Regions from separate parts of the Homo sapiens genome. Here region 2 is linked to region 1. A link is an interaction called in ENCODE POLR2A ChIA-PET data of the cell type or tissue named here. Cell type or tissue: PC-3. All regions are shown on one strand.

The links. Peaks named below come from ENCODE experiments on the same cell type or tissue, not always from the same donor. Only the 100,000 strongest peaks of a DNase experiment are listed, where the experiment ranks them.
Region 2: POLR2A ChIA-PET joins it to region 1 with 8 read pairs; 3 of 35 experiments call an interaction of 5 or more read pairs at or near these places.

Annotation. Positions count from the first base shown.
Region 1 is chr2:10,381,471-10,383,970 of GRCh38, reverse strand. The region is part of intron 1 of HPCAL1 (hippocalcin like 1); the gene reads right to left. Among named protein-coding and RNA genes, the nearest start is that of SNORA80B, 64 kb to the left of the region's middle. RefSeq lists enhancers at 369-1,022, 1,023-1,678. In PC-3, a CTCF peak has its summit at 272; no DNase peak of the experiment used is centred here; H3K27ac peaks cover 502 bases.
Region 2 is chr2:10,263,479-10,265,978 of GRCh38, reverse strand. No RefSeq gene overlaps it. Among named protein-coding and RNA genes, the nearest start is that of HPCAL1, 38 kb to the left of the region's middle. In PC-3, no CTCF peak of the experiment used is centred here; no DNase peak of the experiment used is centred here.

The sequences.
Region 1 (2,500 bases):
AGTGACTTCAACCTGAGTGATTTTCCCGGGTACATTTGGCAATGTCTGGAGATATTTTTGGTTATTACAACTGGGGAGTTGAGGGGACATGCCTACCAGCATCTTATGGGTAGGGCCAAGGATACTGCTCAATACCCCACAATGCACAGGACAGCCCCCCCTTCCCCGCACACACCAAAGAATTATGCTTCTCCAAATGGCAACAGTGCTGAGGTGAGGAGACTCGACAAATATATTCCCCTACTGGTCACCTCTTAGATTTACCTTTTTTTTCTTTTCTTTTCTTTTTTTTTTGAGAAAGGGTCTCACTCAGGGCTGGGTGGCTCACACTTGTAATCCCAGCACTTTGGCAGGCTGAAGTGGGCAGATCACTTGAGGCCAGGAGTTTGAGACCAGCCTGGCCAACATAGTGAAACCCAGTCTCTACTAAAAATACAAAAATTAGCTGGGTGTGGTGGCAGGTGCCTGTAATCGCAGCTACTTGGCAGGCTGAGGCAAAAGAATTGCTTAAACTTGGGAGGTGGAGGTTGCAGTGAGCCGAGATCGTGCCACTGCACTCCAGCCTGGGCAACAGAGCAAGATGCGGTCTGAAAAAAAAGGGGGGTGGGTCTCACTCTGTCACCCAGGCTGGAGCACAGTGGCGCGATCTTGGCTCACTGCAGCCTCAACCTCTTGGGCTCAAGTGATCCTCCTACCTCAGCCTCCTGAGTAGCTGGGACCACAGGCACATGACACCACGCCAGGCTAGTTTTGTTTACTTTTGTAGAGAGGAGGTCTTACTATGTTGCCCAGGCTGGTCAGGACTCCTGGGCTCAAGCAGTCCTCCTGCCTCAGCTTCCCAAAGTGCTGGGATGACAGGCATGAGCCGCCGCGCCCAGCCAGATTCACCTTTTGACTAGTTGCAGACTCTAATGGTAAGGGGTTGCAGATTAAACCACGCCTCATTCCCAGAGGAGGAGTCAAAGGTGCTGCAGGGTGTCCCGCACACCACTGCCCTGGAGAGTGGTGCACAAGCGAGCCGCCACTCCCCTCCTGTTCTTAAACAGGAAGGAGCTCGAGGAAACGCAGCTTCAAGTGCTCAGGAAAAGGGCTGAGTGCCCTGTGGTGTGGCTGGGCAGAAACAGGAAGGTGTGCAGCCTTCACGGCTGGTTTGCTGTGGAGAGCACACTCCCACACTCAGCAGCTGCAGCCGGGCACAGGAGGTCTTCACTGGGTCCCACACGGGAGCAGGGAGGGGGTGGTGCATGCGGCTTCTCATCCAGAACCTCATAGAGCTGTTTGGTTCCTGCCTCTACTCTAGCTGACTTGCTTGGGATGCGTGGCCCTCCACGCAGTGCTTTGCATGTGGTCATTTCCCTTTTTTTTTTTTTTTTTTTTAATTAATGAACTTTATTTTTTAGAGCTGTTTAGTTCACAGCAAAATCGCGTGGAAAGCACAGAGTTCTCTACATACCTCCTGCCCTCCCTACTACCAGGGTGGCTGTTTGTTACAACGGATGAACCCGCCTTGTCTCTTCACACGTCATTATCACCCAAGTCCGTAGGTTACATTAGGACTCACTGCTGGTGCTGTATATTCTATGGGTTTTGACAACTGTGCAATGACATGGCTCCCCCACTACAGTATCACACAGAGCAGTTTCACTGCCTTAAAAATGCCCTGTGCTCTGCCTGCTCATCCCTCCCTCCCTCCTAACCCGTAGGAACCACTGATCTGTTTATTATCTCCATCGCTTTGCCTTTCCTAGGATATCATAGAGTTGCAATCCTCCATAGGCATAGCCTTTTCAGATTGGCTTCTCTCACCTACTCATATGCAGATGAGTTCCCCCATGTCTTTTCATGGCTTGCTAGCTCATTTCTTCTTAGTGCTGTGGAATAATATTCCATTGTCTGGATGCACCACAGCTAATTTATCCATTCACCTGCTGAAGGACACCTTCGCTGCCTCCAAGTTCCAGCTGTTATGAATAATCGTGAATAAAGTCGCTATGAACACCCATGTGCAGGTTTTTGTGTGGACATAAGTTTTTTTAACTCCTCTGGGTAAATATCAAGGAGCATGATTGTTGGATCACAGGGTAAAAGTGTGTTTAGCTTTCTAAGGATTTGTCAAACTGTCTTCCAAGGTGGCTGTACTGTTTTGCGTTCCCACCAGCAGTGAGTGAGGCTTCCTGTGGCTTCACATCCTCCCTCGCATTTGGTGCTGAGTGTCCTGGATTTGGGCCATTCTCATCGGTGTTTGCTTTGATTTACAATTCCCTGACAGCCATTTGTTTTTAAGCCACATTACTTTAAGATCACACAGGACCAATCTTTACTGTGAACCAAAGTCTCAAAATTGCCATCAGGGATCCCAAATGACATGATGCTCTGGCGGCGCAGAGCACCTGGGCAGGAGGTGATATAAAGGGAGGATACCCCAAGTTGCCCAGAAGACAGGCTGACAAACATTGTCCCTGTAGTCCTGCCTGATGTGACAACGCCCTGTCTACACTGG
Region 2 (2,500 bases), 120 kb after region 1:
CAGGGATGTGGCCACTGGCCCAAGGAAACACAGCTGGCCTTAAGTATGTCAATGCCACCCTGGACTCCTTCCTCAAACTGTTGACAAAGACAGCAGGCTCCATAGAACTCGGCCACCAGGACAGACGTCAGCTAGTGCTAAGAACTGGGCCCCGAACCTGGGAGGCTTCAAAACACCAGGGCAGCCCACCTCGTGCAGAAGCCTGCAGCGGCCCCGGGGGGAGTGGGAGCAGAGCAGGTGTTGGAGCCTCTCTTGGGGAAGCCATGCGTCAGGACTTGGAGCTGCAGGGGGTGATAGTGTAGAGAGCCAAGCCTCAGACTAAAAGTGGGTTCAAGGTCTGACCTGTCACCTAGGGGCTGAAGCTTTGAGCATACCCTGCCCCCCGCCCCCACCGTGAGCTTCACAGTGTCCTGGGGTGAGAAGGGCCATCCTCGTGAAGGCCCCTCCAGTCTCAGATCTAACAGGACTGGGAGGAACAGAACGGGGTCCCTGCGGCGGCTGGCCTCAAGCTGACCCTGGGGAGTAAGCACAGAGGGGAAGGGGGCAGGGAGGGGTGTTCTTGTCACAGGGAGGGACTCTGGACTTCCCAGACTGTTGGGCCTTTGCGCAGCCCAGGACTCCTGTCTACCTGTTGTTGGCTGAATAATGGTCCCCAAAGATGTCCGCGTCCTAATCCCTGGAACCTGGGAGTGTTCCCTGGTGTAAGGAAAGGGCTTTGCAGGTGGGAGTACATTCAGGATCTTGAGACGGGGAGATTATCCTGGATCATCAGGATGGGCCCAAGGCACAGCTGCAAGTCTCCTCTAAGACGGGGGCAGAGGGAGGCAAGGAGAGGAGAGGGCGCTGTGAAGACGTGAGATTGGAAGCTGCTCCACCGCTGGCCTTGGAGCCAGGTGGAGGGAGGAACCGTGAGCCACAGGACGAGATGCCAGGAACGCAGCCCAGAAACTGGGCAAGGTGAGGAAGCCGTTCTTTCCCAGAGCCCATGACACCGCAGTGTGAGCTGCATGAAATGGATTTCAGACTCGGACCCCCACAACTGAAGGAGAACAAACGTGTGCTGTTTAAAGCCATCAGACGAATGGCATTTTGTCACAGCAGCCACAGGAAACAGATACACCATCCACTGGAGAAATGACCCTCAGGTTTGAGAAGCCACGATTTACCACACCCCACACAGCCCCACGCGGGACGCTTTGCCAAGCTCAGGAATGTGCGGGTGGAAGGCAGGGGCCGGCGAGGGCAATGCCATGGGCTCCCCAACCAAGGCGAGTGCATCGTGTGCCTGTGGAACTGGTGGTGTTGGGGGGCCTGAGAAGGTCAAGGCCCCATTCATTCGAGGGTATGACCCTCCCCCACCCCCAACCCTGGCAGGCATCTGACAACTGGCAGGCTTCAGAATCCGATTGTAGTGAAGAGTGAAGACCTCCAACCCAAGAGACCTCCAGACAGGGTGAGACCCTCCAGACAGGGTGGACCCTCCAGACAGGGTGAGACCTCCAGACAGGGTGAGAACCTCCAGACAGGGTGAGACCCTCCAGATGGGGTGAGACCTCCAGACAGGGTGGATCCTGAGCCTGCAGTTCCTCCCAGCTGATTGTAGAAATCCCATCACTGTTGGGAGCTCAATTATTTTTTCTCCCAAATCCTCCAAAACTTAGGGTCAGCACGGTCTTAATCCCCTGTGAGTCCCCGCATCACATCAGCCCTTCCAGCTATACCTGCAGGCTGCAGGCTCACCTCTGGCTATTGGCTGGATTTGAGTCAGACCTTCTCAAAGCTAACCTTTCCCCAAGTCTAGCAGAGCCTTTTGGTGGCCTTGGAGAGGTCCAAACAAGGCCACATGAGAGAGAACATGAAGTCCAAGTTTAGGAAGGGGGAGCGTGGCTTTTCAAAGAGTTTTTGTGTTTTTTTTATTTTTTAAGTTCCAAGGTGCATGTGCACAACGTGCAGGTTTGTTACATATGTATACATGTGCCATGTTGGTGTGCTGCACCCATTAACTCGGCATTTACATTAGGTATATCTCCTAATGCTATCCCTTCCCCCTTCCCCCTCCCCCCACCCCACGACAGGCCCCGGTGTGTGATGTTCCCCTTCCTGTGTCCATGTGATCTCATTGTTCAATTCCCACCTATGAGTGAGAACATGCGGTGTTTGGTTTTTTGTTCTTGCAATAGTTTGCTGAGAATGATGGTTTCCAGCTTCATCCATGTCCCTACAAAGGACATAAACTCATCCTTTTTTATGGCTGCATAGTATTCCATGGTGTATATGTGCCACATTTTCTTAATCCTGTCTATCACTGATGGACTTTTGGGTTGGTTCCAAGTCTTTGCTATTGTGAATAGTGCCGCAATAAACATACGTGTGCATGTGCCTTTATTTTTTTTTAAACAGAATTCAAGAATGGAATAAAGGAGGTGTATGATAAATGAGGGAATGAAAAAAAAAAACAGGTTAGCCCTCAATTAGACAGAAAGAAAATAAATTTCCTGAC